5 separate regions of the Mus musculus genome follow, and regions 2, 3, 4 and 5 are each linked to region 1. The links are chromatin loops, found by intact Hi-C in ENCODE. Cell type or tissue: heart. All regions are shown on one strand. Region 1 holds the start of Exd1 (exonuclease 3'-5' domain containing 1). Region 2 overlaps Inafm2 (InaF motif containing 2). Region 3 holds the start of Rtf1 (RTF1, Paf1/RNA polymerase II complex component). Region 4 holds the start of H3f3c (H3 histone, family 3C). Region 5 holds the start of Ino80 (INO80 complex subunit).

Region 1 (5,000 bases):
GGAAGTAACATACACTTTATAGTTCTTTTCCAGTGAAGGATTCCTGGGGTCTTGGGAACGCGAGGCAAGCATTTCCCTCAGTGAAACACGCCCCCTGCTATATCTATATACTTTAAGGTAGGATTCTTGCAGCATCCAGAAGCCAGTATACAGCTAAGCAAACAACAGAGTTCTTTCACTCCCTTCCATGCCTTTGAGACAAGGTTGGAGTCAAGACTGGGCCAACTACTCTGCACAGTACTAGGGTTACAGGTCTGTGTGCAGCCATGCCCAGCTTTCTAAGTGGGTGCTGGGATCTGACTTCAGGTTTCATGCTTGAGCAGCAAATCCCTCTTACACGGAGCCATTTCGACAGTTCTGTGACTTAGGTAGACTCACATCTGTCAGGCTAGAATTTCCAAAATTGAAAATGAATTCAAAGTGAAATGCTTGGGAAGTAAGTTAAAGATAGGCTAAATGGTTAACCCAGCAGTTAGGGTTGCTTTCTGCTCTTCCAGGGGACCTAAGTTTGGTATTTTCTAGCACCCACACTTGGTGGCTCAAGCCCTCTAACTCCAGCTGCAGGGGATCGGATGCCCTCTTCTAACCTCCACTGGTGAGAATATCTCACACACACACACACACCCCTACCTCTCACTTGAACACACAAATACTATTCTTAAAGGTTACAACAAATCAGGAAAAAAGAACATGCATAGCAAAGAATTTTTTGCTACTGTTTATATTTAGACAGGGTTTCCGCAAGTAGCCCTGGCTGGTCTGGAATGCCCTATCTAGATCATGTTGGCCTTGAAATTCAAAAGGTAACTTCTGCCTTTGCGTCCTCAGTGCTGCAATTATAGATTATCAGGTACCAGGTCTAACAGAGGGTTTAATTGAATATAGCCCTAAAGACAGATTAAAAATTAGGAAGGGGGTACTGGAGAGATGGCTCAGCGGTTAAGAGCACTGACTGTTCTTCCGAAGGCCCTGTGTTCAAATTCCAGCAACTACATGGTGGTTCACAACCATCTAGAATGAGATTTGACGCCCTCTTCTGAGTGTCTGAAGACAGCTGCAGTGTACTTACATATAATAAATAAATAAATCTTTAAAATAAATAAATAAAAATTAGGAAGGAAAAAAAGGTCAGGATGAAGAGATGAGCTTCCAGGCCAACTGAGAATGGGATTATGTATACATCTGACCTCAAGATTTCCATACCACAGTTATGATCTCAATGGGTAAGTTAACCAGGGATAATTAGGAAAACAACTGAGTCAGACTAGAAATTTAGTGGGCAGGGAGGCCTTGCAGGACTCAGCCCGAGTAACTTTGAAGCTAGTAGTCTAAGGTGAGTTGAGAAAGGTGCTACGATATCTAGGTAGTAAGCTGGTTCTAAACCAAGGAGTGAAGGGATCAGACTCGTGAAGCTACAGGAAAACTAAGGCTTCACTTGAGAGGGTGTACACTAACATGCAGCTTTCAGCTTTTTCATCAGCACAAACAAAATACCAGAAGAATAAAATGCACCTGGCTTTGATCCCAGCTCTTGGAAGGCAGAGGCAGGTGGATCTCTGTTAACTTAAAGACCAGCCTGATGTACATACTGAGTTCCAGATCAGCCAGGGCTACACAGAGAAACCCTGTCTCGAAAAACCAAAAAGAAAAAAAATTCGGATTTTTAAACCGTAAGCCAGCAGTTGTTAGGTGAAAGCAGGAAAGATGCAAGTTGAGCCCAGCCTAGGCAATATTGGGAAATCCTGTTTAAAGATTTGCCACTCATGGGAGAATTAGGAGTTTATGCTCAGGACAGCCTGAGCCTGTAAAACCCTTTCTAGAAGTGGAGAAATGATTCTCTTTTCCAGAAAAGCCCTGACTAGTCTTGGCCAGGCTTAAAAATCCTAATTTTTAAGACAAGAAAAAATCCAAATAAATAAACCGTGCTCGGTCACAATCTTTCTCACCTTCAGGGTCCTCTGTCCCCACAGCAAAGGAGTTTGAGAAATTCCGACCTTAATTCTAGTCAAATGGTGAGTTCCTTAAACTAACGAGGGACTACTGTTAAAAAAAAAAAAAATTCTGGGAGTTATCCCGGCACAGCTTTGACGCAAAAAAGTTCTCAACGCCAGCCACTGAAGCCGCAGAGCCGACCACGCCCTCGCCCTCCGGGTGAATTACTTGCCTCTTTCCGGAGGAGCCAATCAGCGCGCAGCCTCGAGCCCATTCCCAGCGCCCCCTGCGGCCGGGGTAGAGAGAGCAGAAAAGATGCTGCCAGGAGCCATGCAAACCCCAGGCGGCTCTCAGCGCCCCCTGCGGCCGGGGGGAGGAGCGCAGGAAAGATGCAGTCTCTAGGCGTGCTGGGCCACAGTGGCTGTGGACTCCCTATTCTTAGGACCAGGGGAGTGAGAGTGAGAGGAGAGGAGAGGAGAAAGGAGGGAGAAAAAGAGATAGAGAGATACAGAGAGATGGAGAGCGAGCAAGAAAGAGTGCACTGCACTACTCTGGGGATCCACCTTAGGGTTTTGTCCCTCGTTTCGTGGGTTTGGTTTCTCTCCTGAGTCTCCGTCACCTGTAGGGTGGGACTCCTGGTACCTGAGTCCTGTGAAAAACCTGCTGGCTACCCTAGTGAGTTTGCCTCTGGTTTGTTCGAACACAGTGGCGAGACCGCACTGCCCTTTTAAGTGCAGTCCCTAGCGCCACAGCGGTATCGCCGCTTTAAGTCCGGCGGCTGCCCTGGTTCCGCGGGGCGGGGCCTGCTTCCCTTCGGACTCCCGCAGCCTCCGGGCTGATTCATTCCGGGCTCGAGAGCCAAGCTTTGACGTTAGCGCCTGCGCAGGGCGCGGCCTCGCTCCCGATTGGCTGGTGTCGGGCCGCCCTCCCCCGCGCTCCACCCCTTGTTTCTCTCCCCGGGCCGCAAGAGAAACAGTGCCCTCTCCCTTCTTGACCCCTGGCCCTTCCCTCCCTCCTTCCCTTCTGCCGCTGCTGCTTCTGGCGCTGCCGCTCCCGGAGGAGCTCCCGTCACGGTGATGGGGTCTCGGGCCTCCACGTTATTGCGGGACGAAGAGCTCGAGGAGATCAAGAAGGAGACTGGCTGTGAGTTCGGGTTGGGGGTGGGAAGGCGGCCCGGCGCCTTCGGCTGGCCTCAGTACTGACAGCGGTCGTCGCTGAGGGCTTGATCTGGGGTGCGGTGACTTTGTTGGGATGGTCCCATGCAGCCTCCGGTGCTTTGGGTAACCGAAGGCTAGAATACCTGTACGTTCATCTGTAGCTTCTTGGAGCCGGGATGTGGTTCCTCCGGTGCTGTCTTGCTCAAAAGCCCGGAATCTCGAGCACAGACACCACCACTCCACTCTTGCCCGTGAAGGTCCGCGAATTTTCTTCCTTATGGTTCCTCCTACAGAAGCATCCTGAACAGTAGATAAAGTAGAAGCAAATCCAGGAAATGTGAATGGTTCCTGGAGAAAACGTTATACATCCTAATGAGGTTTCTGAGCAAGAGCTAAAACTACTAAAATCACACACAGGGAAAAACTCAACAAAGAAGATCATAGAGAAAGGCTTGTGACCAGGAACTGAAGACCTCTAAGCAATCAAGAGTCCAAAAACCCGAGTGAGGCTTTTAAATCTGAATCGTTGGAGAAAAGCCACGGGTATAGTGGTCAAGGTTTAAAGACACAGTGAAGACATTTGTCCTATTTTTATATATATTGATATCTGCTGTGTTGCTGTACTTTATGCAATTGATATTGAAATTGGATGTACTCCAAAATCTGTGAATTTGTACCAGAAACATACATACTCTAGTTTCTTCCTTGTTAACCTGAACAAAGGAGCAACAGGGCTTTGGGAATTGAGAAGCACAGAAAACACCTCCATACCTTTGAAAGGCCCTTGGTAGTGTATGATACAATTGTATGGCTACAATGCTTTCTCAGTGATCCTTTGCGGCTCTCTTTGATTTTCGTAAGCCATGTCTTCATGGTACCTGTCTTTGATGATAATGTGAGCAAATAACCCAGTGGCAGATCGTGCCAAGGAGTACAGGGAACTACGGAATTCTCCAGGAATGAGTCCTTGGGTAAATGACAAGTTGTTCTGGCTGTCTGACAAGTTAAACTTTCTAGAGTATTCAGGTTGAAAGAGATGTGGTCTAGCCCCACCCCCTGTCAGGTTGCTTTGCTTTTAATCCCTTACTAATATGTGGCCAATTTTGAGTGAATGACAGAGAATACTTAGCTTTTTATAGAGTTTGGCCAGTCACGCTTAAGGATTCCATGAGTAAAAATGCACACAGTTGGATTTAGCAAGCTTTTACCTCTGACCCTACTTGTAAATGTAATGACTTCTCTCTGATTATGTTTAAAGCCCAGAGTCACGTCATGGGGAAGTATAGTGAGTATGGAGCAAGCTATTGTTTTGTTTTCTTTTGTTTTTTGATACAAGATCTTACCTTGTAGCCCAGACTTGCTTAGAATTCACTACATAAACTGGGCCTGGTGGTGTCCATACCTTTAATCCCAACACTCCAAAGGGAGCAGAATTTGAGATCAGCCTGATCTACATAACAGGCTCCAAGATAGCTAGGGCTACAGAGGGAAACTCTGTCATGAAAAACAAAATACAACACAAAACAAGACAAACAGAAAAATTCACTACATAGCCCAGGCTGGTTTCAAACTCATGACAGTCCTCTTGCTTCAGCCCCCCCAAGTGCTGGGAATATAAGTATGAGCCACCATGCTTAATTGAGGAAAAGCTGTTTTCTTTTCAGAATGAATGGGACAGTGATGTCATTCCAATTTCATTAGTCCTGGGTGTAGGACTGAGTTGTTTTTCCTTGTGACTCATGGACAAACCTAAGTGATCATGTAAGAACTATTATCCTGGTTACCCAACAGTAACTCAAATATGACAAAGATACCCTAAATTCCCAGCAAAACCACTGTATATATTGATTGGGAAAACCTAATGAAACAAAAAGTGAGTTTTCCCAGTGCCTGTTTAATACTATGCTAGAC
Region 2 (5,000 bases), 800 kb before region 1:
CGGAGCTCAGGTACGTCAACCTAGTTGCAGTGGCCAGACATGCGTTTAATTTATAGATCCCTGTATATAGTTGTTGACATATGCACTAGACGCTATAATCACATAGAACTCTATGTATCTCCCCACAGCCTGGGTAGCTACTGAATGGTGGGGTCCAGCAAGGGCTATTTGCTGGCCTTCAAACTGCACTTAGCCAGAAGGGCACAAACACAAGCTTTTTTTTTTTTTTCTTTTCCATCACCCACTCTTTCACCTGTTCCCTTCCTGTTTCAGAAAGATAAGTTCCTGACGTTCTTGCACAAGAGTATAATCATTCTTAGACCCCTACCATGGCCGTGGAAAAACCTTAGCAATAGAGACTGTTTAGGGAGGGTGGGGAATGTGCTGACCCCCTCCGGTTCTCATCCTAGTGCTCCCACCAAAGTGGCTTCCTGTTGTAGCCTGAGTCTCTGGATCCATGCCAGGGGCGATGGCAAGAAAGAGTAGAGCTGCTGTGTTTAGATCAGTCCCTTCCCTCACAGAATTCCTTTAGGAAGAGCAAGCCTTTTTAAGTACAGTGATTGGCAAGTGTTTTCTCTCATTCCTTTTCCGGCTCCTCAACTATCTTACCGGTTCCAGATCTTGTCTTATTTCATTTCTTGCCCTTCTAGATCTTGTCTTACTCGTGTTTGCATTTCCTAGTTTTTGAGCCTAACACAGCAGCTTGCCGTTAGAACCAAATCAGTTGCAAAACCAGAGCTTTGATGTGGTTCTGAGTTGCTTTATAGGGTGAGAAAGAGCAGAAGGTAGAATTCAAGTTCAGGAGTGTGCCTGGCTAGCCAGTGAAGAGACCAGCTCTTGGAAGATTGAACTGGCAGCTCATCTTTCTCATTCCTTATAAGCTTCCACTTAAATGCAGCCAACGATTTTCTAGAGGTGGTCTCACACACGCGCACACACACTCTCGGGGCAGCAGGAATTATTCTTCAGTTTGGATTCCATTTCCCCCTGCCACTTGCTGTTAGGCAGTTGAGTGTGGGTAGTGACAGCGATCAAACCCCTTAGTGTTTCCTTTTTGGGAAATAAGCAATTTAAAAGAGAAACAAAATAGGAAACTTGTATACCTTAGTCCTGAAACTGTCTATCCACTTTTCTGGCCTACCTTGTAGTCAGCTCTGATTCAGGTTTACAGGACAATAGTCTTGATTTAAGCCATGTCCTGACCTGGGCAAGAAAATAGCAACTAAGCTGGCAGCCTCCCAGCAGGCTGCTAACACCCAAGGTGTCTGGGCTTGGAGAGTTCTTCACAGCTGATGAGGACTTAAGTCATTAGGAGGCCCATGGGGACTTTTTAAATTTTTGATGAGAGACTGGGGGGAAGAAACATAAAATGCCACTTTGTATCTTCAATGATAGCCTGTCATTTATATTTATGGTGTGAATTTTTAGTCCTATATTTTAATAATTTGTAAATTGATCTCTTATTCCAAGAACCCTCTGGACTCGTGGGAGAGTGTCTGGGAGTCCACTCCTCTTCCCCTCCTGACCCTGCTTTATGGACTGTTTAAATCCACTTTGGATCAAAGAGTTCAGCAAGACCACTCGTGGTCCAGCTGGCCTCCTGACTCTATAAGCCTTCACTGGAATCGGGACATTTTCTCCAGCCCTAGCTGTGAACATGACCAGAGACATTATTTATAATTCAGCCATTCAAGATATACCTGTACTTTAAAAGTCCTGTATATTTTTTAAAAGTTTTATTTTTCAGGTGAACAGAAATACATTCTAAGAACTCTGCCTAAGCCTGTGTAAGTTGGTCATTTCTCTTACTGACTTGGGGAAGTAGGAGCAGAGGTGGTCTCAGGTGCAAGGACGCTGTGATGAATAGGTTCAGGAAGAAAAGGCAATCGCCTTGCTGTTCTCAGTGCCTGCCACTGAAGAGATTAGAGAGGGGTGGCAGGATCCGTCTTAGTCAGGGAGGCCCCTGGTCGGAAAATGATGTCAGCTTTTGCCAATAAAAGTTCTACTCTACAGACCCTCAAGCGGATACCTTAAGGACTAGTAAGTGCGAATATTGAGTTTTAGTCACAAACATTTAGCTGTCTGAGGTGAAGACACAGCTGTCTGCTGGCATCACCCTCTCACCTTAAACTGTTGGCCTTTTGCTAACTCAGGAAGTACTGACACTGGAACAGACAAGCCATTGGGCTGCACTGCCTGATCAGAGCCTAGCACCCCTGGAGCCAAGCTGCTGAGAGGTGTAGGTTGCTTCAAAGGTAAGGGCTTTTTCTACCCTTAAAGCAAACAAAACAAGATCTGTGGGTGAAAAGCATAAATATAAGGGATTCGTTATGCTGTAAAATACATGGTACGAAATTGAGCTCAGCTCATTAGCAGACAATGGAGCCCAGTACAAATCCCGAACGAGAAGCCAGTGTTGGTGGAGCCCCCTGTGGCCTGCACTTCTGCAGAGCAGTTAGGGGGTAGCCACTGTGCTTTTACCTCACCTTGTAGTCTGCAGGGAGGCAAGGAAAAAGTCCCGCCTTCCTTTATTTCCCTCTTCAGCCTACACAAAGGCTTTCTGTAAGAGAGCTTGGTACAGCAGTGCAGGAGAGTGAGTTTGTTGGCTTTTGGATACAGCCCCTCCTTTCTGCAGATGGGGACATGTGGCTTGTACAGCTGCACACAGCTTACCCCACTGGCCAAAGACAGCAGTAGGTACACAGAGAGCCTGCCTGCTGATTAGAACAGGGCCCGATGGGACGGGAACAGGCGTCGGAACAGCTTTCTTTGCAAATGTCGGGAGGGAAGGAGCAGAACTGTCCATGTTTTTAAGCCTGGAAGGTCTGTACAAAGGGGATTGTTTATCTCTCCCTCTCACCGCTCTGCACTGGGACGACCCTAGGTGTTTGCTTATACTGAGTTAGCACTATTCATTCTCTAGCAACCGGAACTCAAAGGGAAAAAAAGAATGAAGTTTTGAAGGTATAGGGCCGGGGAGCCCTTTGGTTAAGCTTGTGTCTTCCTCTCCCCCATGGATGATCAGGTACAAGAAGTGCTCCTCTAAAGCTGTATTTCCCCACTGACAGCTGTATAGTTCTACATAGTATGGTACCACGGGGCGGGGAGCTCTTGCGTCTACCTTGTTTTTCAGTTTTCACTGGGGAATTCTACACTGGTGTGTTCTGTAGTCAAGTATTTATATCCTGGTTTGAAATGCTGAAGGCAGAACATGGACTTGTTCCTACATGCTGCTCTAAGGAGGCTGAAAGGTTGGTGGCTTTAGGGCCACTGCAGCTATTTAAAAGGGTAATGACTGCCCTCACTTTCCTGTCTGCAGAAAATGGAGGTATTTCTGGAATTGCAATTCAGTAACCAAAGGGCCACAGCTGTACTGTTTAATTGGCCTCCCTCTGGGGAGGAAAGAAGTGCCGTGGCTTTGCTCATTTCTCATGACCAGCGCCAACTCAGTGCCTGGCACAAAGCACTGGGCCCTCAGAGTCCGCTGCTCACCTGGGTGGGCAGCGTGCTGGAAGTAACTGACCTGCCATCACGGTGTCCCTGTCACAGCCCACTCAGAGAACCTGTGTGGAACACAGCCCATAAGCTAGCTGAAACGATAGCCAAACTGACCCAGCTGAACGGTTTCTTCCTTACGTGTTGACAGGCCTGGGTTTGGCCCTCAGGTTTTATCTGGGAACCAGAAGTCTATGGCTGGCATCCATGTGGGAGCAGCATAGGCTTTCGACCCATTCATTGTCCTGTCTGCCCCAGCACTAATGTGGAGCTACAAAAATAGCTGCACTGTTGACAGTCTTTTGGTCACATCTGTTTCCCTCACAAACATAGCCTGTGGTTTTCTGCCGCGAAGAGCCCGTGTTACGATTTTTTTGTTCCTTCCAATAGCTCATCAAAAAATAAACAAACAAAGCCTGTCTTTGCCACACACCCTGACTCTATTAAGATGTCCACAGTCACAACAAACCCAGCGCTCAGTGCTCCCTCGCACTCGTGAGACACCTGGTCAGTCATAAGCTCCTTTACTGTTCTAAACCAGTTCTTGTGGTCCTAGACAGTTCTGAAGCCTTGGCTAAGCTACAAGAAGGAGACCAGGAAATCACCACACACTTTGTGCCCGTGGCTGCCATGTGTGATTGCCTAAACAGCCGCATTTTCCTAATTTTAGCCATCAGTTATACTAGCAGCAAGATCCCGTTTAATATCCTCAGGAATATTTTCTACAAACCGTTACCATTAATTTGGTATTTATTGAGCCAAATGGACTTCAAAACTCTCAAAACAAACTTGTCAAAAACAAAAAACAAAAAAACAACAATAAAAAAAACCCAACCCAATTGTGTTAATCAAAAATGGTTTCCTTTTAACTATCTCTTCTCTCCCTAAGAGCTCCTAGCTGGTAATGAGCTTTTCTTTCTTGTGTCCAAGAGTCCACCTGTCCCCTTAGGGGCCTCCTGGGCAGTGCCATGTTACAGAAGCAGGGCTGTAGAGATGGCTCAGAGCACTTGCTGCTCTCCCAGAAGACCCAGGTTCAATACCCAGCACCCACATGGTGGCTAACTACCAAGGAGTCCCCCTCTCTTGTGGCCTCCACAGGCACCAGTCATAAACAGTGTGCAGACATACACATACAAAATAAAGTATATGTTTTAAAAAGTTACAGGAGCCCATCACTGAGCCGTAGTCGTCCCATGCATTAGGACCTAGGTGTGGAGACAGAATGTTCTTAGAAGGGACCCTGCGCGTAAGGTAAGAAACCTGACAACTCATCGGTGGCATTGGTAAAAGCTCGGCCTCCTGTCCTGCTGACTGCGTGGCATGTCATGAGAGTGAGCGGAGGTAATAGATCGATGTGATAAGGCTTTAAGGCCTTGGGAATAAATATGAGATAATATATTCTCAAGGAAATATGTAACCATTTGGGGGAAATGATGTATGGGGAGAAGTGTGGCGGGAAAGCCAGTAAACAGGACGCTGACTCCCAGACCAGCAGCATCAGCACT
Region 3 (5,000 bases), 130 kb after region 1:
ACATGGTGGCTCACAACCACCTGTAATGAGATCTGACACCCTCTACTGGTGCGTCTGAAGTTGGCTACATCGAGCAGACACACACACACACACACACACACACACACACATACTCCTTTTGACCTCTGGAATAGTCTTAAATAAAAACAGTTTTTCACTTTGTTTCTGGTACTCAGTATGAAGATCAGGCTACCTTAAACTCATTGTCTACCTGCTCCCTAAGCCACCATGCCTGAAGTGTTCATTTAAAATTGTGTGTGTGTGTGTGTGTGTGTGTGTGTGTGTGTGTGTATACATGTGTGCCAGAGCTCCTATTTGGAGTTAAGAAAACAACTTTGGGAATCAATTCTCTTCTTCCACTTTGGATGGGATCTAGGGATCAAATTCATATCAGGTTTTCATGGCAAACACCTTTACTCAAGGAGTCATCCTGCTGGTCCTTATTTGGTTTCCAGTAGGTTGTTTGTTCTTTGAGATAGGGTTTCATCTAGCCAAGGATGGTCTTGAAGTTACTATATAGCTGAGGCTGACCTGGAACTCCTGATCTTTCTGCCTCCACTTCCTAAGTGCTAGGATTATCAGTCTGCATCACTTTGCCTGGCTATCCCCAAAGTGCAACAATTATAAGTGACATGTACACAGTGTTGGCTTTTTCAGAAAGTACTCTGGATACCCTTTTATGTAGTGACTCATTTAAAATTTCTAAGAACTCAAAGACTGAGAGGCAGAGGAGCACACTCAATTATCCTCATTTTGCTGATTGGAAACTTTCAACAAGCATTTTGGAAAGCATTCAAGAAGGGATTGAGAGAGAACAGTTATTTCACCAATGTAGACATTGGTTGTTTTTTATAAGGAGTAACTTGTCCATGAATTCTTTGAGGATCCTCTGGAGATGGTTTAATAATCAACAGATTTTACGCAAAGGTAATCTTTAAAGTTCATTGAATATATTATAGCTTTCTTTTCAACAATCCTGTGGTAGATGATACATTTAAAAGGTCCTTACCAGAGGCATCAGACTTAAGGGTGCCTAGAAACTCAGGAGTTTCTGTGGTCCTTTTAGATAATCTTGGCCATGGACTTCATGTGAGAATTTGCTGGGGAGCAGATGTCTAGTATTTTCTGTTAGGTAAAACTCTTCTGGAGTAAAATGGTACCTGGGTCTTATTTAGTTTGTTTCCATCAATGTAATTCTAAACATCTCTTCAAGTAGCTAATAGCAGAGAGTGTTTTCTCTCTATGGATGGTATTATATTAGGTATACATATATATTATATATACACACATTACACACAAATGACTGGGTTTTGCTATGTAGTCTAAGCGACTGTTAATATGTTATTCTTCTGCCTCAGACTGATGAGTTCTTCTGGGGCTGTTACTATTTTGAGGCATGAACATTTGTTATTGCTTTTTTTTTTTCCTTTGGTTTTCTGAGACAAGGTTTCTCTGTGTAGCCCTGGCTGTCTTGGAACTCACTCTGTAGACCAGCTGGCTTTGCCTCCCAAGTGCTGGGATTACAGGCATGTGCCACCACTACCCGGCTATTGTTGCTTTTAATGATGAATATTAAACCTAGAGCCTTACATATGCTTGTAAGCACTACTACTGAGCTATATCCAATACTTTATTTCTTCTTATTCCTCCTCCTCCTTCACCTTCTTCTTCCTCCTCTTGCATTTCAAGACAGGATTTCTACGTACAACAGCTCTTGCTGTTCTGAAACTTGATTTGTAGACAGGCTGGCCTGGAATGCAGAGATCTGCCCACCTCTGCCTTTCAAGTCCTGAGATTAAAGGCATGGGCCACCATTGCCTGGTATTTATTTATATATTGATTGATCGACTAAGACAGGGTCTTAGCCTTGGACTCATTATGCAGACTTAGGCAGGCCTTGAACTTGTGTTCCTTATGTTCTTCCTGTCTTAACCTTCCAAGTATCTAAAAATATGGGTTTATAATTACCACACCTGGCAAGGGATGTGATGTGTACTGTAGTTGAGCTGAGAAAAATAACTTAGAGAGTCAAAGTGGGATAGTAAGAAAGCAAGACCTCATCAACTTAGTCGAGAAAGATTTGAATTCTAAAGTTGTCTATCAGAATGAGTGAACCAGTGCGTTCTAAGACTTGAGAACAACTTCAAATTGTAACTGTTAATACTCCCTAATATAAACCCTGCTGCACATAAATAATATATAAAAATGCATTCCCAGCGTTGACCTTTTTGTCAGATGACTTCAAATTCAACGACATAAAACATTTCCTATACAGCCCTCTTCCCTTCCAAACCTCTGTCATATTTTCTTGACAAAGCTCACACTCATCTTCCTAAATCAGAATCTGAAACCTCTGCCTCCTCTGCGCCCCAACTAGCAAATAATTCAGAACCCATCTATTTCTCTATTCTCATTCTCTTCCAGTGTTGAAGTCACTGTCGTTCCTTACCAAAGACCCAGGACACTCAAGCGAGTTTGAAACTACTTAGCATAGCTCATTAAATTACTGCTTTCTTCCCGGGCCACCTCTCTGCTCATCCCACACCCCGACACCTGGTCCTTCCCTACAATGAATCTGAGTTCTCCGATTATCGCTGGAATAGTCTTCCCTAGTTTTTGGGTCGCATTTAGGCTGTCACTAATAACAGCCCAGGCAGGCGGACTCTGGCTCCTCCACCCAAGCTCTCAGCAATTTCCAGGGGCTGTCGACTATGCGGGTGGTCCCTGAGGCCGCATTCCAGGGCTGGAGATGGATGAGTTTCCTCAGAGTGGACCCTGGTCCGGAGGCTCAAATTCGCTTCAAGTAGGGAACTCCTGGGCAGCCTACAACTCCAACACTGCAGAAGCTTCCGGACAGCTAGATCAGGGAGCGTTGGTCCGGAACCCTCGGGCGCGTGGCTCCGCCCCTCGCGCTGCGTCGGAGGTGGGGCGGGGCGGGGCGCCAGGCGCCGGCGAACGGCGTGCGCCAGGCGGGGGGCGGGGCTAGGGGCGGAGCGGAGCGCGCATGCGCGGTCGCCTTTGTGTGGGTCGAGCGGCGGCGGTGGCGGCGGCGGTGGCGGCGGCGGCAGTGGCGGTCCCACTGGCAGGCGGGCAAGAGGGGAGTCAGGGCGGCGTCCGGCGTGGAAGCCGGGGGACCACCATGGTAAAGAAGCGGAAAGGCCGTGTCGTGATCGACTCGGATACGGAAGACAGCGGCAGTGACGAGAACCTGGATCAGGTGAGGGCAGGCCGCGGAGGCGCGGGCCGGCAGAGCGGGAGGGCTCAGTCCTGGCCACGGGAGCTGGGAGTCGCCCGGCCCGAGCGCCCGGCCAGCCTGGTGTCCGTCCCGCTACTGTAGTCCCTTCCTGTCTCCCCGCTGAATCTTAGGCCCTTGGAGCCCGGGCCAGGCCTGGAGACAGAGCCCCGAGGACTTGGCGCCTTGGGCCGGGAGGCGGGGCAGGGAATTGGGCTGATGGGCCTCGGGGTTTGGGGTACTGAAGGGGGCCGCTGTCTGCTTGGGCCGGATCGGGACGTCATGACTGCAGGCAGGGAGATTCGGGCTGGGCGAGATAGGAAGTATCGCCCGCCAACCCCAATGGCTGAGAGATTTTGGAGGAGGTGCAAGGGTGAGCATGGGGCGGTGGGAGGGAAAATTTGTCTAGAAGGTGTGGACTCTGGAAGGTGAAGTTTTTCAGACCAGGCATGTGGACATAGGAGAGACACCCATACATGTCCCGAAGAGCTTTCGTGGTGCTTGGGGTGGGGGGGAGACTATGATCATTTACGGTCGAAATGGGTTCTCGTTGGGATGTCTGACAAAAAACTCTTTGGAGGAGGAGAGAGGGCAGATAACTGGAAGTTTGAATTGTAGGGCAGCAGAGAGAGACTGTGTTCCAAGCGCTCAGCCTCTTTTATGCAGCAGCATAGAATTCTTTTTCACTTGAAGATCTGAGAAGTACTGAAAGTAACTTGTGGCTTTAGCGTCTTGGAGTACCCGGCATTGCTTCTGTACTTTAAAAAAACACTGCAGGGAGGAAGCTGTTTGTGTAGTAGTACTCTGATGGTATCAGGAGATGATTTCCTCCATGTTTCATGAGTAAATGACATAAAGGAAGGGTAGGAAGCTTTATAAATGGAGTAGATTGAGTACTAAACTCAGAATCTGTAATTCTGATTCCTAATTTCTTTCTAGCCATTTACCTTTGGTTTCCACTGTAAAATGGACATATAATATCAGCCTCATGTATTGAATTGGACAGTTGCATAAAACAAATGTTTATAATAAAAAATGTTGGTATAAACTACAAAGTATTTGTATAAAAGGCTTCTTGGGAGTCCTTAGTAATAGACTAGAGGTCTCAGGTTTAATTAGGACTTGAAAAGGGAGGGCTTGCCTGGTCTACAAAATGAGTCCAGGACAGAGAAACCCTGTCTCAAACAAACACCTCAAAAACAAAAGAAAGAAAAGGGAGGGCTCTTATGAGGGAAGAACTTGTAAGGTTTAAAGAACAAGATGCGCACACACACATTACCTTTTGACACAGGATCTCAAACTATAGCCTGGTCTATCATTGAATTAAACCAGTTCTCCTACCTTGTCCTCTTAAGTACAGGGGGTTACAGACATGGGTCACCACACCTGCCTTAAGAAAGGAATAAAAAAGAGAGAGAAAGAAAGAGAGAAAGTAATGGATACCTTTAAAAAGGTGGCAGGGAAGTAGGAAAGTAATGGGGCTAGTAGAAGGACTAAGGACAGGGACCCCTGTATAGGGATAGGAATTAAGTGAATAAATTGAAGGCATGTTCATTGAAAGACTCCTAAAAATCTACTAAAATATGTCTTGCTATCTATAAAAGTTTTGTTGATAAGTTTTTAGACTGGTAGAAACATTAGAGTCTCTATCGTACCCCCTCCCCTCTGTTTGCTGGTCTGTGGAGTGTAGATGTGAAGTGCTCAATTTACATTGTCACATTTTCAAGTCATGGTCAGTTGACCTTATTTTTTCCACTTTACATTTACA
Region 4 (5,000 bases), 120 kb after region 1:
TATAGGTATAAAGGTGTGTGTGTGTGTGTGTATGTGTGTGTGTGAGAGAGAGGGCGGGGGGGAGCACCACAGTCCCTCTAATCACGTTCAACTTTCATCCCATAGAAAGGTTGAGGCCCCTCACTCTTCCAATAAAACAGTCTCAGCCTTTTGAGTCTGTCTCTTCGCCTAATTTTTCTTATAAGAACTGTGAAAATCTGTTTCCCAGAGACAATTTGGGGGGTTGGTTGGTTGGTTGGTTTTTGCTTTTTCCTTTTCCTACTTAAGATTCCTTGGGAAGCTCCCATTTCTTTGAGGTTCGTTATTGAAATAATCTGATAGATTGAGAGACACAAAATGTCTCTTTAGAGTATCTTTATTTTTGTTAGGCTGGTTCCTGCACATATGTAAGTGCAACATGTGTACTTTGTTCCCTCGGGGGCCTGAAGGTATCAGAACCTATGAACTTAAAATTGTAGGCACCATGTGAATGCGGAGAACCAAACCCTGAAAGTGTTCTTAATCACGGACCCATCTTTCGAACCCTCATCAGCTGCTTTTTACCTCTACTTGGTGAAGCAGAAAATCAACTTGGGGCTTTGTTGTGGATTCTTGAGAAAAATAGGACCTTTAGTACGTTTCTCTCATCCGTATGCATCGGGTTTTGCTTTCCTGTTTATCTTTGGACTCTTTTGAGCAATTTGGGGTTCTTTTCAATCATTGGTGCAGTTTCTGTTCAGGATTGGTTTTGTTGTTCGGCTTTGTTTGTTGAACAATGTTATCATATTATTGCTAAATAGAGGAACTGTGACCATTGCAGTGGAGAGAGAACTCAATGGTTTAGAGAACCTAACCTTAACTCAGTTAGGTACTACAGAGACAGGGAGATGCAACTCTGCTATTCCTTCGGTGGTAGGCGTCAAGGAGACATGGTTAAGTAGCCTATGTCTTGGGCTTGCTTTTCCCCTGCTGTAACCTGTGTGAAAGGAGCCTGCCAACTCTAGGAAGGAATATGGCTTATTGAGGATGGGTGGCTGGACATGTCTCAGGGCACAAGTTGTGACCCAGAAATTTTAAAAACCTAATATCATTGTATTTTAATTTTTAGGATTGATTGCTTAGGGGAATCATAGAGTGTGTTCAAAAGCTTGAACTCAGGTTATAAGGATTGATGGTAGAGTACCTCCCCCTGCCGCAGCAGTCCTAATGGCTCTGAGTACAGAGGTACGCTTCGCTTATCCTCAAGGAGACCCATGTCTCAGAAGTTTCTCCATTTGTTTGCCTGCTGTGCTTCATGAAAGTTAGCTGACCACTGAAGTCTTTTATAGATTACATGCTATAATCTATACAAGATTACAAGTTAGCTTGAAATACTTAGGGTTTTTTTTTTTGGTTTGTTTTTTTTTTGTTGTTTTTTTTTGTTTTTTTTTTTGTTTTGTTTTGTTTTGTTTTGTTTTGAGACAGGATTTCTCTGTATAGCTCTGGCTGTCCTGGGACTCACTTTGTAGACCAGGCTGGCCTTGAACTCAGAATTCCACCTGCCTCTGCCTCCTGAGTGCTGGGATTAATGGCGTGTGTCACCATGCCCAGCTTGAAATGCTCTTCTTCTTCTTTTTTTAATAGTTTAATGTATTTTAATAGCAAACTTACAGGAACAGCACACAAGACTGACAACATTAAAAACATGTACTTGTATGTAGGACAACTCAGTTAGAAAAGTATAGTGAATGGATGGAATCTACTGTGTGATAAAAATGCTACAAACACCATTTAGTTGCTGTCAATAAGAAATTTACTTATTTTTAAAAAATCCAAATGCTGGCATTGTCCAGAAAATTTTAACAGGTTTATTTATAATTGTTATAAAGTTGAACTCTTGAAATGTGTTCACTGAAACATTTTGCTTCCATTAATGCTTTACATCTTGCATTTATATTAAAAATTCACACACAAATGAACATGGAGAAACGCCAATACCTGATTCTGTCCCCTATGTTTCCACTCGCAATCATATACTTAGGTACCTTTGACCCCATGGAAAAAATATCTAATATTCAGAACTACTGATAACAGGAAGAAGAGGAAAAAAATTTTTTTGAGAATGAAATGTTTCCCCTCATAGTGGACTCTTAAGCACGTTCTCCGCGTATGCGGCGTGCTAGCTGGATATCTTTTGGCATAATTGTTACACGTTTGGCATGGATAGCACACAGATTGGTATCTTCAAAAAGGCCAACCAGATAGGCCTCACTTGCCTCCTGCAAAGCACCAATAGCTGCACTCTGGAAGCGCAGATCTGTTTTGAAGTCCTGAGCAATTTCTCGCACCAGACGCTGAAAGGGGAGCTTGCGGATCAGAAGTTCAGTGGACTTCTGATAGCGTCTGATTTCACGGAGTGCCACAGTGCCAGGCCTGTAACGATGAGGTTTCTTCACCCCTCCAGTAGAGGGCGCACTCTTGCGAGTGGCTTTTGTAGCCAGTTGTTTCCTGGGTGCTTTACCACCGGTGGATTTGCGGGCAGTCTGCTTTGTAAGAGCCATGGTATGGACACCTCCTTACTTACCCCCCCTTCTCCTTCGGCTGGAGCTCGGCAAGGGAGAGGCGGCGCTGGCGTTGGAGAGCGGCGGCGGCGCGGCGAAGGCTGCGAACACAATTCTGAAATGCTCTTCTTAAAGATATCCTTATACCAAATCCCAAGGTCCTAACTGGAGTAACACTTGCTAGAAATATTGACCACAACAAAATCCAGACACAAGTCACTTGAGTCAACAAATAAACATTGATCATTTATGCCACAGCACCTCCAGTAGGATCTGTGTGACAAGTTCTACAGACTGAGGTGACTGACCTCAAAAGGGGAGGCCTCCTGGAACTGGTTGTGGAACTCTTCATCGGAAAAAAATTATTGAGCCATAGTTCCCATGACAATCTATCTGTTTTGTTTTCTCTCATTCCTTGTCTTATTTACATGTTCCTGGTAGCCTAGACCAAGATCTTAAGCAAGAGTAATGAATAAGAAACCATCCTTTGAGATGGGGACACTAACATGACTTTATACCCGGGGAAACCAATGATTTACTTTCATTTACAAAATTATTATGATAGATAAAAACTTCCCCAATGCCAGGCATGGTGGCACACACCTTTAATCCCAGCACTTGGGAGGCAGTGGTAGGTGGATTTCTCAGTTTGAGGCCAGCCTGGTCTACAAAGTGAGTCCAGGACAGCCAGAGCTATACAGAGAAACCCTGTCTTGACACACACCCCCAACCCCCCGGCCAAAAAAAAAAAAAAAAAAGACCAACAGCCAGGCAGTAGTGGAGCATGCCTTTCCTCCCAGCACTTGGGAGGCAGACGCAGGCGGATTTTGGAGTTCGAAGCCAGACTGGACTACAGAATGAGTTCCAGGATAGCCAGGGCTGTATAGAGAACCCCTGGATGTACCTTGTGCTGTAGCTGTAATTGGTAATGTGTAAGAGTCACCCAAGTGATACTGGTTTGAACACATGAAGGGGTCATAAATAGCAGCTGAGGCTTGGCACTGTGAGAGGCCATGAAAGGCCAATGGTAAAGGTGCAGCCTCAGTTGCAGTTCTGAACTGAAGGGTTCATGCAAAGGATTTGAGGCTTGGCAACATGAAGAGAGTCTATGAGAGGCTATTGGTGAAGCCTATCTTCAGCAGAAGATCCAGTGTATTAGAGATTCCAGTACCGTGATCACCAAGAACTGCAGTGGCAGTGGAGTGAATCAACCTGAGCTTAGAGTGCTACAGAGGCAGAGCTGGAGAAGTGATGCCCTTTGAAGGAACCCAGAAGATCATGTGTGGATCCCAGACATTGAAAAAGAAGCTATAACATTGAAGGTGCTTTGGAGACTCAAAGATATTTGAGATGCCAGAGTCATGGACTTCCTGTTGAGGAAAGTTGATGACAGGGAGTGGAACCAACCCAGCTGAAAGAAGTTTGTTGCAATTACCAAAGATGAAAAAGGAGTTGGGGGTGGAGAGATGGCTCAGTGGTTAAGAGCACTGATTGCTCTTTCAGAGGTCCTGAGTTCAATTTCCAGCAACCACATGGTGGCTCATAACCATTGTAATGGGAATTGGATGCCCTCTCCTGGTGTGTCCGAAGACAGCAACAGTGTACTCATATACATGAAATAAATAAATATAAAAGAAAGAAAAAAGAAAAGAAAAGGAGTTGGAGACCTGAAGACGATGCAGAATTTGGACTTTGCCAAGCTGAAGACTTCCTGTCTTGCTTTGGAGATTACAGATGAGTGATTGTATGAATCTCAGAAGAGACTTTGGACCTTTTAAAATGGTTTTTCGAGACAGGGTTTCTCTGTATAGCTCTGGCTGTCCTGGAACTCACTTTGTAGACCAGGCTGGTCTTGAACTCAGAAATCCACCTGCTTCTGCCTCCCGAGTGCTGGGATTAAAGGCATGTGCCACCATGCCTGGCGACTTTGGACTTTTAACATTGTTGAGATTGCTATAGATTATGGAGACTTTTGAAGTTGAACTAAATGTATTTTGCATTATACTATATTTAGGTATGGTCCTCAAAGACTCATATGTTTAAACAAGCCTATGTGGGCCAGTGAGTATAATGTGATGGTTTGTATATGCTCAGTCCAGAGAGTGGCACTATTAGAAGGTGTGGCCCTGTTGGAGTAGGTGTGGCCTTGTTGGAGTAGCTGTGTCACTGTGGGTGTGGGTTTTAAGACCCTTATCCTAGTTGCCTGGAAGCCAGTATTCTGCTAGCACCCTTCAGATGAAGATGTAGAACTCTCAGCTCCACCTGCACCATACCTAAATGCTGCCATGTTCCCACCTTGATGATAATGGACTGCACCTCTGAACCTGTAAACCAGCCCCAATTAAATGTTGTTCTATAAGAGTTGCCTTGTTCATGGTGTCTGTTCACAGCAGTAAGACCCTAACTAAGACAGTGGACTAAAGAGAAAGCTTCAGTCCACCTTAGAGACTCTGTCTCTAGAAGGACTCTGTGGTGGTTTGA
Region 5 (5,000 bases), 71 kb before region 1:
TAGCCAGGGCTAAGCAGAGAAACCCTGTCTCAAAAAAAAGAAAAAAACTTTTCATTCTCTTAGCTTTGGGCTCCTATCTATTCAAATTATAAGCAGGCACTGCCAGTGTTTTGGGTTGTGGTTGTTGTTATTATTATTATTATTATTATTTTGGCAGAGGGTGGTGCTAGGGATCAAATTCAAGGCCCTGAATATGTCTTCTATCACTGAGGCACACACCAGTCCAGTCAGAGAAATTTTTTTCTACTCACATTCCCTATCAAAAAAAAAAAAAAAAAAAAAGACTATGTCCAAAACTGGTTTGAAAACTGGAACATGGTTACAGGGGCAAAGAAACTTGCCTCCAAACCCTCAGGAACCCACATGGTAGGAAAATAAAGAAGACTCCCACAAGTTGTGCAAATTTTCCTTTGACTTCCACACTTGTGATATGTTATGTACATATACATACACATACTAAATAAAAGTAAGTGTGTGTGTGTGTGTGTGTGTGTGTATTTTTATTTAACTTGGTTTGAAATCTTTTCTTCAAGTTGTAAAGCAATAGTCCTCATTCTGTGGGTCTGACCCCTCCCATCACAGGGGTTGCCTAAAGCAATCAGAAAACAGATATTTAAATTACAATTCATAACAGTAGCAAAACTACAGTTATGAAGTAGCAATGAAAATAACTTTATGGGGCTGGAGACATGGCTCAGTGATTAAGAGCACCAATTGCTCTTCCAGAGGTCCTGAGTTCAATTCCCAGCAACCACATGGTGGCTCACAACCATCTGTAATGGAATCTGATCTTCTCCTGGGGTTTCTGAAGATAGCTACAATGTACTCATACATTAAAAAAATAGATAAAACATATAAAAAGAAAATAACTTTGATTGGGGTCACTTCAACATAAAGACCCATCCATATTAACTAACGGGTTGAAGCACTAACAAGTTTGAGAGCCACTGATATAAAGGAAAGAACACAGTAAACTAAAACAATCAAATTTAATCCCTTAAAAACAAAATTCATTTTAGAATACAGACAGATACCAGGCAAGGTGGCTCAAAGCTGGGACTGCAGAAAATCTGAGGATGCCGTGGTTCATACAGTAAGTTCCAAGTCACCTTGGGCTACAACATTATGTTACCCTATCTTACCCCTCCCCTACTCAAGAAGATAAGCAGATTTTACTAGGCACACACATCATTTACTGACAAAGATACACTCTTGAGAAATGTGACCTTGAGCTCTGAGCTATTTCTGTTGTCATGTAAACATACAGTGGGCTTATACAAATGCTCGAGGTATGAACTACTATATTCCTGGGCTATGTGGCAAAGACATGGTCCTATACGTAATTCCAAAATGTCACTCATGAGTACATAGTGATTATTCAGTACCCTGGAGGTTGGTTCCAGTGCTGCTCTCTCAAACGATGCACTGTTTGACATAATCCACACACCTCCACATAGGTTAAGTCACCATTAGGTTATGCTTAAATGTGACACTAGATAAGCATGATGAGAGTAGTTGTTTAGGGAATAGTAAAATGGGGGTGGTGTGGGAGTTTCTGTTCAGAAGTTATAACTACCACAGACCTAAGGACACAGCACAAAAGAGACAGATGTAAAGTGAATAGTGCTCAGACCAGTGCAAGGGAGAGTAGGACTTGTGAGCAGCTGAGGCAGCCCTCAACATAGTTTGCCTACACACCACTTCATTAGCCTGTTCATCAGAGTGCTGGGTCCAAAGCAAATTCAAGTTCTGCTTTTTGAAAAGTTTTGAAGGTTTTTAGACCCAAAGTTGGATAAGTACAAAGATGCGAAAGCCTATGCAAAGAACCACCAAATCAACAATCTCAAATGGTTATTTTATACAATGATGGTGCTTGTTAATTTCTAGCATAAAAGAAAACCAGATAGCCCATACCTTTATTATCCCATACTTTAATAGGAGGCAGAGACAAGAGAATTATGAATTCAAAACTACCCTGGCTCATAAAAAACCAGAATGGTGAGCTGAGACATTTCAGCATTAACGAGCGCTTACTGCTCTCTCATAAGACCAAGGTTAGGTCCCTAGCACCCACATAGTGGCTCACAACCACCTGTAACTCCAGTTCCAAGGGACCTGATGCTTTCTTCTAACTGGCCCCCATGGGCTCCAGCATACATATAAGTACATCATATACTCAGGCTCACATACATAAAACAAAATGTTTTTTAAAAAAGTAACAGCAATAAAAGAAAAGCAACAAAGTTTACATGCTATATCATACATAAATCTCAAACATGTTACATGAAAGCAGCTGGTAAAATGTGGGTACATATTTGAGCATGCCTTTAGGTAAGTCAGAAATGTCAAGCATAGCACATCTGCTGGGCAGGGTTGCACACCTTTAACCCCAGCACTCAGGAAGCTTAGGCAGACTGATCTCTGTAAGCTGCAGGGCAACCCACTCCACATAGTCAATTGCAGGACATCCAGACCTACATTATGAGACCCTGTCTCATTTAAAAAAAAAAATCTAAGACAGAAAATAGATTGTTACCAAATGTTGTGGGAAGAGGAAAAAGTGACGTTTAAGAAACTTCTAGACCTTCTTTTAAAGTCAATGTTAAATGGTGGTGATAGGTGTACAGTCTGCAAATACTGAAATTTTCTGAACTGTGCCTGATTCACTTGAGCTGCAATCATATCTGATAAAGATGTTACTCCTTCGGGGGAAAAAAAAAAAAGCCAGAGATGGAAGTGCAGTTATAATCTTAGCACCATGGACGCTAAGGCAGGAGGATATCAAGTTCCCGGCCATCCAGGCCAAAAACAAAAAACAAACAGGAAAAAGAAAAAAAAAAAAAAAAAAAAAGACACGACCGGAAGAAAGGAAGCATCAATAACCCACAGTGAAAATTAGGGATGTAAATCATGGATCACTAACTGGGAAAACTAAGCTGATCATCAGCGATGTTTTAAGGAGTTCAACCTCCAAATTCCTTCCCGAGTCCTAAGAAGTACAAGAATGTAAATCAAAGAGTCCTGAGCACAGTTGGTTCTGAACTAAAATAGTTAAACGCCTTCTTCGGCAATATCCAACTTCTAAACTGTAGGGGGCTTCCATCCTCCGTGATTACGGAAGTAGTACTTTTCATCAGCAAGCTCAAGAAGGAATTGTCAAAGTAAGATGACACTTGCTGAGACGCACTGCAAACGCCTCGAAAACCCAGAAGTGCTGTCACAGACACATTTCTAAGTCTGTGCACGTGTTAGCCTGTCCCCGTCTAACACCAACTAGCAACTTGCATCATTCGCCCGTAACCGTGGCTCGCTCCCCATTAAACTGATACTCTATCCAGTCCATAGATCTCATTCGTTTGAATTGACAGGTAGAACCCTCGTCCGGTTCCTGGTCCAGCCCGACAAGCCTCCGCCCTGCCCCTCCCCACTCCCAAACCCACACACGTGTTAGAGCGACACCGCCCCACCGGGTCCCACGTGCACCTGGCCTAACACTCCCCACGTGTGGGTGCTCCACGGGCTTCCTCGGGTGGCCGAGGTCACCCATAACCCCGGAGAGCCAGAGATACACGACAGGAGAGCCGAGGCCCAGGTCTCTGAGGTCCCAACCCTATGGGGAGTGTCCACACCCATCCTCTCTAACCCCAACAAACCCCAGGGCCGGGGGCGACGGCCCCTTTAAGAAGCGGCCCAGTCGTCGCCCGCAGAGAGGGGCGCACAGGGGCCTACACGACACCCCCTCCGTCCACCCGCCCACGTCTTCTCAACCTCACCTCGGGCCGAGGGGCCCCGCCGCCGCGGCGGCGGCGGAGGGGGGGCGGGGGGCGGGCGGGGTCCGGAGGGGGGGGTCGCCCCGCCGACTGTGGAGCCGCGCTTCGCTCTCGGAGGCCGAGGGACGGTGACTGCGTTGGACGGGAACGCTCCTAGCTCGCTCCCTCGGCGGCTCCTGGGACCCCAAGATGGCGGCGGCGCTGAGGCGGCTGCGGGCGCTGGGCCGGCGGCGGCGGCGGCCACTTTCACTCACTGAGAGGAGCGGAGCAGGGACACGGGGAGCCATGGCGGGGGGGAGGAGAGGCGCCATAGCCAGGCCAGAACAATCGAGCAGGTACTCGGCCGGCTTAGCCCTGCCCCGCCCACGCCCACTGCTAGTCGCTAGCCCGTGTCCGCCGACCGTGCCGCTACGGGCGGCCTCGTGCAGCTTGTACCCCGCTGCCGCCGCCCGACGCCCCGCGCGGACCGGGGTTCTGGGGGAGACCCTCATCTATACTATCTGAGTGCAGATTGGTCGGGGCTGGGACTGGCGAAGATTGCCGAAAGGCGACGGGGAGGAGGAGGAGGATGTCATCGCTAGAGTGAGCAAGCAGATCTCGCGGGAGGAGATGTCGCGAGAGCTCAGCGGCCCTGCAACTGCCACAGAAAGGTTACTTTTCCGGAAGTAACGTCAATGGAAACCGCCCAAAAACCAGGGACTCATTTTGGTCCTGCAGGTGGGAGGGACTGCTTGGCGTTGTCGCTGGAAGTTTTCTCCAGGTAGTGCTGGCCTACCCCGAGGCCAGCTCGGGCGGGGATGGATCCTTGTAAGAGCCAACTTGGAGACGTCTCCTGGTCGTCTTCCTGACGACACTGTCCCCCTTCGGCCCGAGACCGTTGGCACGAAGGCGCTTTCACCTTCCATGCACTTTCCATTTCCCCAGTGGGGTGAGTCGCCCTGCCCACACTCGAGCAACCGCAGAGCTGGGGCGGGCGGGGCGGGGCGGGGCGGTTGTTTCATGGTTATTTTGTCTGGGTTTGGTTAATAGCCCAGGCTAGCTAGCGTCAAGCTCGGGGGATGTCTCCTGCCTCAGCCTCCCGAGGACTGAGGTTACAGTGTGCGCCATCATGCAGTCTTCTGCACTTAATCCACTCGTTTCCAAGACGTATATAGAATTGTTGGACTTCACCCTTTCGTTTTCTGCAAGAATCGCTTGTTTAATATTATCTGTTTTGCCTGTACTGTGCCT

Evidence for each region. Hi-C counts contacts between places; a loop is a spot of excess contacts. Peaks named below come from ENCODE experiments on the same cell type or tissue, not always from the same donor. Only the 100,000 strongest peaks of a DNase experiment are listed, where the experiment ranks them.
Region 2: a loop joins it to region 1, with 7 times the contacts of the local background. A loop is called at or near these places in 2 of 42 quality-filtered maps.
Region 3: a loop joins it to region 1, with 8 times the contacts of the local background. A loop is called at or near these places in 11 of 42 quality-filtered maps.
Region 4: a loop joins it to region 1, with 2.4 times the contacts of the local background. A loop is called at or near these places in 11 of 42 quality-filtered maps.
Region 5: it touches region 1 in a loop (4-fold over the local background); 9 of 42 quality-filtered maps call a loop at or near these places.

What each region holds. Positions count from the first base shown.
Region 1 is chr2:119,544,843-119,549,842 of GRCm38, forward strand. It overlaps Exd1 (exonuclease 3'-5' domain containing 1), which reads right to left and starts at 2,785. Exons shown (of 13, transcript NM_172857.2): 1 at 2,165-2,785; 2 at 1,947-2,040. Chp1 (calcineurin-like EF hand protein 1) reads left to right here and starts at 2,865. Exons shown (of 7, transcript NM_019769.3): 1 at 2,865-3,075. The coding sequence starts at 3,009. In heart, a CTCF peak has its summit at 2,277; DNase peaks (open chromatin) are centred at 2,229 and 2,809; H3K4me3 peaks cover 2,020 bases; H3K27ac peaks cover 1,712 bases.
Region 2 is chr2:118,747,030-118,752,029 of GRCm38, forward strand. It overlaps Inafm2 (InaF motif containing 2), which reads left to right. Exons shown (of 1, transcript NM_001301269.1): 1 at 1-1,781. Among named protein-coding and RNA genes, the nearest start is that of Inafm2, 3.8 kb to the left of the region's middle. In heart, a CTCF peak has its summit at 2,439; DNase peaks (open chromatin) are centred at 422, 2,682 and 3,622; H3K4me3 peaks cover 1,347 bases; H3K27ac peaks cover 1,864 bases.
Region 3 is chr2:119,672,064-119,677,063 of GRCm38, forward strand. Rtf1 (RTF1, Paf1/RNA polymerase II complex component) reads left to right here and starts at 3,005. Exons shown (of 18, transcript NM_030112.2): 1 at 3,005-3,217. The coding sequence starts at 3,005. In heart, no CTCF peak of the experiment used is centred here; a DNase peak (open chromatin) is centred at 2,858; H3K4me3 peaks cover 2,498 bases; H3K27ac peaks cover 1,782 bases.
Region 4 is chr2:119,663,518-119,668,517 of GRCm38, forward strand. H3f3c (H3 histone, family 3C) reads right to left here and starts at 2,635. Exons shown (of 1, transcript NM_001370931.1): 1 at 1,599-2,635. The coding sequence starts at 2,519. The coding sequence ends at 2,109. In heart, a CTCF peak has its summit at 2,434 (motif pointing right); no DNase peak of the experiment used is centred here; H3K4me3 peaks cover 32 bases.
Region 5 is chr2:119,473,606-119,478,605 of GRCm38, forward strand. Ino80 (INO80 complex subunit) reads right to left here and starts at 4,082. Exons shown (of 36, transcript NM_026574.4): 1 at 3,774-4,082. In heart, a CTCF peak has its summit at 3,087; DNase peaks (open chromatin) are centred at 3,556 and 4,376; H3K4me3 peaks cover 3,024 bases; H3K27ac peaks cover 2,059 bases.